Linked DNA regions of Homo sapiens: all the other regions are linked to region 2. The links are chromatin contacts, found by Hi-C or POLR2A ChIA-PET in ENCODE. All regions are on one chromosome and are shown on one strand. The core of a region is the stretch at or near the end of the contact, and the rest is flanking DNA. Distances in the headings are between cores, read along the strand shown.

Region 1 (2,973 bases), core at 444-2,943, 110 kb after region 2:
CATTTTCAGCGTACTTTGTACTTCCTGCTATCATAGCTCACACCACACAGGAGGACTGTTGTTTACGTAATCACAGCTCATTTGTGTGAGTATTTAGTGTGCCTGGTGCTTCCACCCATTATGTGTTACTCCTCACTGCAACCTGGAGGTAGGTGTTGGGTGCCGGTATTGCTCAGAAGCAGCAATTCATTTGTTATACTTGGGGAGGGGAGGCTCTCGGAATAAGTCAACAGAAATAGAGTGTGAAGTTAGCAAATTCAAGGTAAAGATCCAGAAGAAACTATAGAAAACTAAAGAAACAGAGAAAATAAGAGAGAAAGTTCAACATATTTATTTTTTGTGACCACAAAGTGAGAAGCCTAGAATAGCCTGAAACACAGAGAAATTTAACCAAATAGGCATAGGACTAAAATGCTAAAACTAAAAACTAAAATGGCATAATGCCCTACATCTGGTAGCCCTGGCAACAGGCCTCCCACCTTAGAGTATGATGTTATAATGAGAAAAAAACACGTGCAAATAAAGTAAATAGTCATTCCACGGCTGTGGAGAGAATTGGATTTGATGAATGTCAAGTCTTCGCACATTTCCAGGCCCCCACTAAAGGAGAATCAATCAGCAACAGTTCTATTCCCATTTTCAGATGGAAAATCTCAGCCTCATATGAGTGAAGGAACATTGCCATTTGCTATCAAAGACAGATCTTGATCCTATTTTTTTCAACCCCAAATTCCAAGCCTTTGGCTCATCTGAAGGTTTGGGTGGGAGTGTGAGGAGGACTAAATACAGTGGACCTGTATTTTAAAAATCAATATAGTCTGGATGCGGTAGCTCACGCCTGTAATCCCAACACCTTGGGAGGCCGAGGTTGGGCGGATCACCTGAGGTTGGAAGTTCGAGACCAGCCTGACCAACATGGTGAAACCCTGTCTCTACTAAAAATACAAAATTAGCCGGCTGTGGTGGTGCATGCCCATAATCCCAGCTACTTGGGAGGCTGAGGCAGGAGAATCACCTGAACCCAAGAGGTAGAGGTTGCGGTGAGCCCAGATCTCACCATTGTACTCCAGCCTGGGCAACAAGAGCAAAACTCCATCTCAAAAATAATTAATTTAATTTAATTAAAAAATCAATATTATTTTACTGAGAACAAGACTGTGTGCCTCTACTCCATGGAAGTAACTATGGCAGGCACTGCAGATTGGAACAAGATGAGCGGGAACCCCCTGTCCTCAGGGCAGTGGTGTCGCCAATGAAATGGGCCTGATGCCATGTTTATAGCGTGAGCTGCTTTCATTTCTCCTTCCGTCAGGGGAACAGGTTTGGCTAAGCCAGCGATTCTCAGCCTGGGCTGCACCTTGTTTTGTTTGTTTGTTTTTGAGTCCGAGTCTCACTCTGTCGCCCACGCTAGAGTGCAGTGGCGTGATCTTGGCTCACTGCAAGCTCCGCCTCCTGAGTTCACGCCATTCTCCTGCCTCAGCCTCCGGAGTAGCTGGGACTACAGACGCCTGCCACCACGCCCGGCTAATTTTTTGTATTTTTAGTAGAGACGGGGTTTCACCTTGTTAGCCAGGATGCTCTCGATCTCCTGACCTCGTGATCCGCCCACCTTGGCCTCCCAAAATGCTGGGATTACAGGCGTGAGCCACCTCGCCTGGCCGGGCTGCACCTTGTTAGCTCCTGGTCTGACTTAAGTGGTCAGGCATGCAGCCAGGGCATTAGTGAATGGGCAGCCAAGTGAAGCAGCCCCAACCTAAGCTGAGATAAGCTCTTGGGCCAACTGGGGCATGGAAGGGAGGAGGGAGTGTGGGGACTTTTGTATCAGGGAAGTAAATGGGCCTTCCAGGAGAATGGCCAGGGCTGTGGTCTCTGTGGCTGTAGATACAAGCCCCAGGGAACTGACAGAAGGAGGAGCGGGGAGCCCTGCCTCTCAGCAGGCACCTGCAGAAGTCACAGCCACAACCTCAAACATCAGGCTGCTCTCAGGGTGAAAATGCTTCCCGCAGCCTAAGATAGGTCCTTTATTGTCAGAACCAGGAAGCCAGGTGTGGTAGCTCACACCTGTAATCCCAACACTTTGGGAGGCCAAGGTGGAAAGGGGTGGTTGCGGGGGAAGTGGGTAGCACTTGAGGCCAGGAGTTCAAGACCAGCCTGGGCAATATAGTGAGACCTCATGTCTACAAAAAATAAGCAAAATTAGCCAGGTGTGGTGATGTGTGCCTGTAGTCTCAGCTACTCAGGATGCTGAGGTGGGAGGATCACTTGAGCCCAGGAAGCGGCAACTGTAGTGAGCTATAATCGCGCCACCACACTCCAGCCTAGGCGGCAGAGTGAGACCTTGTATCAAAAAGAAATCAAAAACAAAACAAAAAATAACTAGGGCTACATGGAAAGGAAAAGACTCCAGTGAATACACACTTGACTACAACCAGAGTGGCCTTCCTGACCATGGGAGGTGAGATGCACAACTACCACTGCTACCTAGAAACAGTCTATTGCAGGGGTCCCCACCCCACCCCTGCCATCATACCGGGTGCACAGCAGGCAGTAAGCGTCAGGCAAGCAAGCCAGCGAAGCTTCATCTGTATTCCCAGCTGCTCCCCATGGGTCGCATTACTGTTTGAGCTTTGCCTCCTGTCAGATCAGTGGTGGCATTAGATTCTCATAGGAGTGTGAACCCTACTGTAAACTGCACGTGTGCCGGATCTAGGTTGCTCGCTTCTTATGAGAATCTAATGCCTGATGATCTGTCACTGTCTCCCATCACCTCCAGATGGGACCATCCAGTTGCAAGAAAACAAGTGCACAATTGGCTGGGCACAGTGGCTCACGCCTGTAATCCCAGTACTTTGGGAAACTGAGGCAGGTGGATCACGAGGTTAGGAATTCGAGACAAGCCTGTCCAAGACGGTGAAACCCCGTCTCTACTGAAAAATACAAAAATTAGCCGGGTGCGGTGGTGGGTGCCTGTAA
Region 2 (2,954 bases), core at 31-2,530:
GCCACTACACTCCAGCCTGGGCAACAGAGGGAGACTCCCTCTCAAAACAAACAAACAAACAAACAAACAAAAAACAACCAAACCAACAACACACACACACACACACACACACACATATACACACAGCATTCACATGAGCATAATGTTCAAATTTCCATTATCTCAACTGGTCCTCCAACCAGCCCATGGTGGACACACGGAATCATCCCATTTGACATATGTGAAAACTGAAGCTGAGAGATTTTGTCAGGAACTGAGGCATCTGAGTGCTACAGGGTTCTGCTGAGAGTAAACTGAAATCTTGTTCTCTGACCAATCCTGCCAAGAGACCAAGGAGAAGGAAATCACAGAAGACAGTCCAGGACGAGTCATTCATTCATTCATTCTGCATTTATGTGTTGACCACCTACTATGAGCAGACCCTGTTCAAGGCAGAGATTTAGAGGCAGAAAGACAACAATCCCTGGCTTCAAGCTGGGGAGACAGACGAGAAAACAGATGGTGACTCAATACTTCTGTAAGTGCCAGGGAAGCCCAGAGGCCTTGGTGCAAGGATGCTGGGATGGGAGGGGCTGCACTGCTAGGAAAGGAAGCTTGAGGTGCAGCGCTACACCCCTGAACATGAGCAATATCTTCCCCATTCTGGTGCTCTTATCAGGACAGGGCAGCCAGACACCAAGACACCTGTGGGTGTCCTGCCGACCCAGACAGCCCCGTCAACAGACCTTGTGCTGTCCACTTTCTCTGCAACCTCAATAGCAAGCCCCGGCCAGACACTGCCAATGGGCTGAGGTCTGGGGACAGAACCTGGACCCAGCATGAGTCAGGCTCAAGACAGTCTCATCCTTGCTAGCAGCTCTGCGTGACCCGGGCCACTCAACTCACACCCCTGAGCCTTGATTTCTTCATCTGTCCAGTGGGGTCAGGCCTACCCCTATAAGCCACCAGGAGAATGAAATGGGGTCATGTCCATGGCAGGGCTTTTTCAGCCGTGAATCTCTTTACGAAGAGCAGAGGCTTTTTGTCCAAGGCTCCTGGTGCATTCCCAGCACTGAAGTTCGGGACAGTCCTCGCCTCCCGACAAAGGCAGTGGATGAGTTAATTCTTAAGCTCTTCAGCCCGTGGAGAGCAGAGGCAGAGCAAAGGGCAGGCCTAGAGGCCTCTTTTGGAAATGACAAGATCCATTTAGCAATCAATTAGCACAGTCCCCAGGCTCCGGGCCTGCACACTCGGCAGAAAGAATGCGTCCTGCTGCACTGATTAGAAACAGATGCGCTGGCAAACAGAGCTGGCCGAGCAGGGCCGGAATTCCTGGGCACCCAGCTCCTGGCTGGGAGACGGGATTTGTTATTACATTCTGGGCACCGACACAGGGAGGGAGGCCAAGGAAACCAAGCTAAGAGAGCAGCCTGCCTGGAGAATGTCTACCTTTGAGAAGATTCAGAGGCAGGAGGGGGAAGAATGTTGACTCTGTTAGAAATAATCTGGGATAAAATTAGTTCAGCCAAATACAGAATATGACTTTTGACCAACAGATGCTAAAATTCCAAATGTGACAAGGCCGACAGATGAGGAAATGAGTGACTTGGGAGCTTGGCAAGTGGCAGGAGGCCTGAAATCTCTGGTGTCTTGGAAAATGACGCCCCCATTGCCAACCTCATTTACAGAGCTATTGTGTACAGGGCCCCGCAGCAAGCCCTTCGTGTGCTATCTCATTTATTGATCACAGCCACCCTCTTATTTCACCCATTTTGCAGATGAGAAAACTGAGTCACACATAGGTCCAGCAACTTGCCTAAAATTGCACGGCTAGTAAGTAGCAGATCCAGCGCTTAAAGCCAGCTGTCTGACTTGAGAGGCCCCTCTCTTGGCCATGATGGTATTAATTCCTCTTCTTTCAATTCATTCCTTCTCCCTTAACAAATGAAAGGGCAGCTTTGAGCTCCTCTACCACAGTCTCGAAGCACTGCAGGAAAGGTCCACTGCAGTGTCCCTAACAGTGGTCAGCAACCTCGGTTATACTCTCCCAGTGACGAGGGGCTCACTGTCTCTTAAGGCTATGCTGCCTCTAATCTTGGACAGTTTGCAAGGTTGGCCAGTCTTTCTTCTATTAAGCCAAAAGTTGGGTCCCTGCAAGCTTGAGGCGTCCCCCAGCAGTGCTGCTTCTGCCCTCCAGATTCCCTTAGAAGGCAACTAATTCTTTTTCCCTAGGACCATACCAGGCCATAAGGATGGCCCTATCTTTATTTTTTTAAGCAGAATAGCCTCTGTTTGAGCAGCTGCTGCCAGCACGGGCAGCTGTGGTGCTCTCATCTCATCACCGACACATTCCCCTGACACCTTCCAACCCATCGATGTCCCTGGTGGGTCCGGGCATGGACGTGAGGGTCAACCAGGTCTCCCATCTCCCAGCAGCACAAAATGGAACAGCCTTTAAAATATTATTTTAATATGGTTTGTTTGCCATTACAAGAAAGATACATTCTCACTAAAGGAAACGTAGAAAATGCAGTGAGCAGAGCAAAAGTGCCTCCCCAGAGAAAGAAAAATCACCCATGATTCCACCTCCAGCCTTTTTTGCTATGCTTCATTTTTAACCTTGCTTCGTTTATTCTATAGCTACACATCGCATCCTACCCCAAAACTGGAGAGACAGACAGGAGTACACAGAAAATCACAACTTAGCAGGACAGAAAACCTGAGCAGAAACCACTGTGGGAACCAGTATTGGGGCAGGAAAACCTGAACCGTAACTGGTAATTGCTGGAGTCTCAGCGTGGACGAGTCTGAGAGTAAAACCCCGAGGGAGCCCAGTTGCAGGCGAGCCCTCACTCTTGTGTGAGTCTTATCTACAGGAGCTCTAACAGCTTCTCACAGTGATGATCAGAGAAAAATCCAGTGTTCCCAGCAGGAGGAGGTGAAAAGTAGCCATTCTGAAATGCACCAGAGCATTC
Region 3 (3,040 bases), core at 261-2,760, 100 kb before region 2:
GCAGAAACTTACTTCCCCTCCTCCTGAGCAAGAGCAGGTTTTTCCACCCCAGTCCCTCTGGACTGAGAAATTACCAACGCCTGGGTGTGAATCAGGAGAATGTCTCACTCCTCATGGCTCAGGACTGCAGAGAATGCAATCGCACAGCTGGGATTTGGGGAGAGATTTAGAGGTGACAGTGAGAGAGAGAGTGGGCTCCTCATGTTTGTTTTGTTTTATTTTGTTTTTGAGACAGGGTTTGCCTCTGTCACCTGGGCTGCTGGAGTGCAGTGGCAAAATCATAGTTTGCTATAGCCTTAGCCTTCCAGGTTCAAGTGATCCTCTCATGTAGCTGGGACCACAGGCGAACACCACCACACCTGGCTAATTTTTTGTATTTTTTGTAGAGATGGGGGTCTCACTATGTTGTCCAAGCTGGTCTCAAACTTCTGGGCTCGAGCAATCCATCTGCCTCAGCCTCCCAAAGTGCTGGGATTGCAGGCATGAGCCACTATGCACACTTCTTAAACTAGATGAGAACACCATGGAGGGGAGAGTGTGCCTATGGAGTGAGTGTGTGTGAGGAGTGCATGTAAGGGGTGTGCTCATGAGTGTGTGTGCCCCACACATGCAGGCTGCTCATTCATTCATTTAATACGTGCCAGTTGCACAGGGAAAGGTGAACACATCCTGACCTGGTCCTCGTCCTCATGGAGCGTGGAATCCAGTGGATCCAGTGGAGGAGAAAGAAACAAGAAAACAAAATAAAACACATCCCAAAAGCTAGAGTGCGAGGCAGCTAGGGCGGGAGTGGGGAATAATGAGGGCCGGTGGGGAGAGCCTGCTGGATAGGTGGGTGTCTGATGGCCCTCTCAGAGCAGAGCATGGATGGTGGGCATCTGCTGAGCCTGGACCACCCAACTCCCTTTCCTCACAGGCCTTTAGTTTCTTTTGGGGAGGAACTGCCTCTTCTCTGCTGGACAGAGTCTACCAGGCTCCCTCTGCCCTGCCCTGCCATAGGGTGGACATGTGACCCACCTAGCCAGTAAGATTGTCCACTCCTCTAATTCATGGGCAGAAGGACAAGGACAGTCAGAGTCTCCCGGCTGCCTCCTGCCACGCATTCCTGCTCCCCACCCCCAATCTATGCGCTTGCCCTTCCCGCCTTTTGGCCCTCAGGAGCTGTCTTGGTTCCTGCCCTTGCCCAGGCCTGTTTTTCCAGCCTTCCCACCAATTTTCTGAGCTCCTGTGGGTGTGCCTATCTTGTGTGGGTTTGGTTTTGGCTTTTAAATGAGCAAAGGCAGAATGAGGGTGCCATGAGCACAGATGAGGCTTTTGGGAAACGCCCCCCTTCCATTGCACTGTTGGAAGGGAGTGTAGAGGCTGCTGTGTTTCCTGGGGCCGGCCACCTTGACACCGTGCCTGCATGCACGCAGCCCCCCAGCACGCTTCTTCACCAGCCAGCCTGAGTGCAGGGCCCTGGCCAGCCTTGCCGGGAGGAAATGCCAGCCCCGTTTCTTTAAGCCTCAGTCAGCCTCCCCAGGGACTCTTGACTGCCCTAATGCTTCCTCCTAGGCCTTGTCAGTGGTGCAGGCCTGGTCTGCCCAGAGCAGCAGGGCCTCCGGCAGGGGCCTGTGACTCAGGGCTCAGTCAGGCGGAGGCAGGATGTCAGTGCCATTCACTGGGCCACGAGGAATCTCACTCTTCTATTTATAGGCAGCGCAACTGCTGGCCCAGCCTGGCCAGAGGAAGTGGCTGCCACTGCCAGCGAGTCAGGAGCTACGATGAGGGAGGCATGGCGCTGCTCCCTCTGCCTGCTGGGGGGGATTTCCAGGTTAGGACCAGCTCTTCCACTGCAGAATGGTCAAGGCTGGGACAGGCCGGAACAATGAGCTCATGTGGCTTCATGACCCATCAACTGAGCAACAGGGTGGTGGACATGGGGTGGCTTGGTCTGTCATGAGCCTAGAAGGGAGGGCAGGATGGGGACCTCCCTGACCCTGCAGGGGGAAGAGGTAAGGTAAAGGCAGTGCCCAGAGCCTGGCATCCTGAAGTTTGGCCCCAGACAACTCACCCCACTCTTCCTGCATTGGGGTCCCAACTTCATCTGTCAGAGACCCCTGTCCCCACCTGCCATCTTGCCCCACACCAAGACGGCTGCTTGTGCTTAGGAAGCTAACACTGGATACCTACTGAGAGGTGAGCCCTGTCACATCCATTCCTGCATCCAGTCTCACAACAGCTACACAACATAAGCCCATTTAGCAAAAGTCAAAACTGAGGTCGAGAGTGGTTAAGGCACTTGCCTGGTTTTGGGTGTGTGCACAAATGTGCCCTCTATGCATAAGTGTTGTAAAATGTGATCTACCTTCCCATCACAGAGGAGCTGTGAGGGGAACTGAGATGGCTTTGGCCATTGTGAATCTGTTGCCATCTCTGTTGGAGTGCCCGTCTACATGGTTGACCTCTGTCCTCAGTTGAGTGTGCATGAAGCATGAAGGATTCTTGTGTTTGTTTCCTGCCCTGGACAAGGTGTCCCTGGAGGTCAGGAAGGGAGTCTTGCTCCTCCTGTGACCCTAGACCCCAGCTTGGATGGAGCTTGGCACCAAGCAAGTGCTCAGTAGACTACCTACCGCATGGGCCCGCAGAGTCTCCCCATCCTCAGACGTGGCCTCTTGCAGGCAGCAGCCCTACTGGATGCTCTGCTGCATTGGGTCTGCACAAGGGGCAGGTACTCAAAGAATGAGGATGGGGGGACACTTCTTCCCGAGAGGCTGCCTGACGGGGAACCCCAGGCCTTCAGTCCTCATGTCAGGTGAGAACCAATTTCTTGAACAGGAGGCCTTTCCGACTGAGTCCGCTGGGGCCAGTTCAGAGGAGACCAGCCTGGGGCCACAGTGGATATTGCAGATCTGCCCTCCTGTGACTGCCGGCTGGTCTACCATGTGTGCTGCTACCAAGGGGCAGGTTACCCCTCTCACCCCACCTGGCCGTGTTCGCCCATCCTCACTGACCCTGAGGAAGCTGGGAGCACCTGGTGAGCCTTTACTGAAAGGCCCAG
Region 4 (2,784 bases), core at 3-2,502, 130 kb before region 2:
CGTCTGTCAGGGGGATCGGGGGGATGTCCTGTCAAGACCCAGGGGATGAAGTCAGGACCCAGCTTTTGCATTTTGTAACTGTGGTTGATGCAGGCCCACCATCCTTTGTCCAAAATTCTGGATACGCAAGAAAACTGGATACTGAACGTTGTTTTTGCCGCTAATTGAATGGGAAGACCTGACCCAAACTGACAGACTATTGGAGTCCATATTTATCCTGGGGAGTGTGAATACTCATGGGTTTCCCTGCAGAGATATTAATGTTTGATTATGGGTGCTGCCTTGCTGGGGTGTTACATAATATGTGGCATAGGCACCACATTCCCTTTCTAAAACTTGAAAAGTTCTGGAACACATGGCCTGAAGGTTTGGAGTAAGAGACCCTGCCCTGGAGTAGCGTCCACTTAAGACTACAGCAGCCGTGTGCTCAGAGTCCCTGCTCTGCCAGGGCCCGTTTCCACTTCAGCCATAGGAGGAGCCTGAAGGCAGATTGAGAGTCCAGCTGACCAGTGGGTGAGATGCCCAAACAGCTGTACCGCCACCAGGGCAGGTGACTTGGCTGCCCCATGACCCTCAGAGGCCTTCCCTCACCAGGTGCCAAGCAAAGATTGTTCAGAAGCAGATTCTGTTCTGCTGTCATTGTGAATACATCAATGAATGAGTACATCTATGTTCTAATAAAACTTTATGAGGGCCAGGTGCGGTGGCTCACACCTGTAATTCCAGCACTTTGGGAGGCCGAGATGGGCAGATCACTGAAGGTCCAGAGTTTGAGACCAGCCTGGCCAACATGGTGAAACCCTGTCTTTATTAAAAATACAAAAAGTAGCTGGACATGATGGCGGGTGCCTGTAATCTCAGCTATTTGGGAGGCTGAGGCAGGAGAATCACTTGAACCCAGGAGGTGGAGGTTGCAGTGAGCTGAGTTTGTGCCGCCGCACTCCAGCCTGGGTGACAGAGTGAGACTCTGTCTCAAAAAAAAAAAAAAAACCCAAAAAACAAAACTTTATGAAAACAGATGGTGGGCTGGGATGGCCCTTTGGCCAGAGTTTGCTGATGCCTTGTCAAAACGATAAATGCATCCTTAAACATACTGTTTTCTTCCACAGACTTTAGCCCTGCCATCTGCCTGCCTGGTCTGCTTGTCTTGTTCCCCACCCCTGGCCAAGTGGAGTTGCCTTAAAGAGATAAAAGTTGTGCCTCTAGTGTCAGTACCCACCCCTTGCTTGGCTCCTCCAGATGGTCTGGAAACATAGATGGAAAGCAGGCGCTGCCCTCACCGACCTGGCCTCGGTAGCAGGAGTGTGTTTTTGTGTGGACAACTGCAGTTGGGCCCAGGTCCAGCCTTGCTGACGGCTACTCACTTGGGCCTCCACCCACTGATGAATTTTGGGGGCAGAGCCAAGCCCCAAGATATGTTGGCTGGCAGCCTGGGGCCAGGCAGGGCTGCTGTTGTGGGAGCCCAGTCCCAGGTGGGTTTGTGAGGTGTACGGGGAGTGAGGGGTTGAGAATGAGTGTTTTCAGAGCTGATGTGTTCTTAGCAAAAGAATTTCTGGCAGAGAGAGGTTGATTATCGTAAACCCAGCGGCTCTGATGGATGAGTTTCAGGTCTCCTGGCTTGTTCATTCCCAGCCTCGGAATGTCCAGCAAGGGCGGGGCCAGCCTGCGAGGCCAAGACCTCTTTTCACTGCATCAGAAGTTTAAATCCAGTTGAGCCCTCTGACTTGCACCTCTGTAGTGGTCTGGCCTGGGGAAGACTGGCTGGGGTGGACAGAAGGAGGGCGGGACCCTCAGAGCCCACTCTTCTAGTCTGTGTGCTGGAATCACCCCTGTCCTCCCCAACCTCCAACCCCGTCAAGCTGCACCAAGGATGTTTGGCCTCTGACTCAAAGAAGGCCTGGCCTTTCCAGGCTGCAGGGCCAGATCCTCTCAGCCAGCCCCTGCAGCAGGCCCCAGCATCCCAGAGAGGCAGCGGGTCCCTGTATGTGCTCAGCACCTTCTCTCTGTAGGCGGTTTCTCTCCCAAGACATTTGAGACTTTTGCCCTCTGCCTGGTCACCTTCTTTCCTAGCCAGGATAGGGCTGGTGGATGGTTTTGTTTTTTTTTTTCCTTAAAGCCAATTCCAAACAAGGGCTGATATTTAGTTGGCCTTTCTTTTTCTTCTCTCATGGTTTTGTGGGTTGCTGGCACTTTAGGGACTCTGTTCAGAGTGGAGCCTCCTTACTCTACAGCTCGCTGGTAAGCCCTGGTGGCCCATCAGCCCACAGAAGGGGGCACTCACTCAGGTGAGTATGAATATTCACACTCCCCAGGATAAATATAGACTCGAAATAATAGTTTCTAGTCAGTTTGGGTCAGATTTTCCCACTCAGTGACAAAAACAACTTTCATTATCCAGAGTTTTGTTTGAGTTGAGAATTTTGAATAAAGGGTGGTGGGTCTGCATCAACCACAGTTACAATATGCAAGAGCTGGGTCGTGACTTCATCCCTTTGGTCTTGGTGGGACATCACCCTGACCGGTCCCATTGCCACCTGGCACATGATGCACCTCAGTCGTCAGCGTGTGCCCAGCCCAGGGCCATGCAGAGTGAGCACTCAGGGAAGGCGCATGGAACTGGACTGGGTGGCTGGTGTGTTTGGTGATAGGTTAGCTCTGCTGTCAAAGCCAAGCCCAGGTGGGTCACTGTCACATACCCAGCACGGTGTGAGGAGCTCCTCCAGCCACTCTCAGGGGCAGCTCTCCTGACCCTGCCTCCTTGATTTTGGACCAGGCGCTTTTGTT

The links. A loop is a pair of places that touch in the nucleus more often than their neighbours do. ChIA-PET counts read pairs that join two places held with the same protein, here RNA polymerase II (POLR2A). Pooled maps may share reads with other maps.
Region 1: a loop to region 2 is called in a pooled map of left cardiac atrium, with 1.8 times the contacts of the local background. The contact joins two enhancer-like sites. A Hi-C loop is called at or near these places in 2 of 168 maps with a recorded cell type or tissue (IMR-90 and posterior cingulate gyrus) and 3 of 50 pooled maps. POLR2A ChIA-PET finds 5 or more read pairs at or near these places in 3 of 52 experiments (CD8-positive, alpha-beta memory T cell, K562 and WTC11).
Region 3: a loop to region 2 is called in a map of cardiac septum, with 8 times the contacts of the local background. The contact joins two enhancer-like sites. A Hi-C loop is called at or near these places in 9 of 168 maps with a recorded cell type or tissue (CD14-positive monocyte, aorta, ascending aorta and 4 more) and 10 of 50 pooled maps. POLR2A ChIA-PET finds 5 or more read pairs at or near these places in 4 of 52 experiments (AG04449, AG04450, OCI-LY7 and 1 more).
Region 4: a loop to region 2 is called in a map of heart left ventricle, with 4 times the contacts of the local background. The contact joins the promoter of MIR365BHG here to the enhancer-like site in region 2. A Hi-C loop is called at or near these places in 27 of 168 maps with a recorded cell type or tissue (CD14-positive monocyte, Caco-2, Right ventricle myocardium inferior and 12 more) and 16 of 50 pooled maps. POLR2A ChIA-PET finds 5 or more read pairs at or near these places in 6 of 52 experiments (AG04449, BJ, IMR-90 and 3 more).

The regions. Positions count from the first base shown.
Region 1 is chr17:31,803,923-31,806,895 of GRCh38, forward strand. No RefSeq gene overlaps it. Among named protein-coding and RNA genes, the nearest start is that of COPRS, 54 kb to the right of the region's middle. Within about 2 kb of position 1,694, at least 5 of the 41 ENCODE cell types and tissues checked have a DNase peak (open chromatin) inside an H3K27ac peak, as active enhancers do.
Region 2 is chr17:31,695,136-31,698,089 of GRCh38, forward strand. No RefSeq gene overlaps it. Among named protein-coding and RNA genes, the nearest start is that of MIR365B, 120 kb to the left of the region's middle. RefSeq lists an enhancer at 744-1,244. Within about 2 kb of position 1,281, at least 15 of the 41 ENCODE cell types and tissues checked have a DNase peak (open chromatin) inside an H3K27ac peak, as active enhancers do; they include ascending aorta, heart left ventricle, heart right ventricle and 1 more, where a contact is called at or near this core.
Region 3 is chr17:31,595,186-31,598,225 of GRCh38, forward strand. No RefSeq gene overlaps it. Among named protein-coding and RNA genes, the nearest start is that of MIR365B, 21 kb to the left of the region's middle. RefSeq lists enhancers at 550-1,416, 1,417-2,281, 1,465-1,604, 2,477-3,040. Within about 2 kb of position 1,511, at least 27 of the 41 ENCODE cell types and tissues checked have a DNase peak (open chromatin) inside an H3K27ac peak, as active enhancers do; they include ascending aorta, heart left ventricle and heart right ventricle, where a contact is called at or near this core.
Region 4 is chr17:31,569,890-31,572,673 of GRCh38, forward strand. It overlaps MIR365BHG (MIR365B and MIR4725 host gene), which reads left to right and starts at 1,253. Exons shown (of 3, transcript NR_186556.1): 1 at 1,253-1,472; 2 at 2,196-2,285.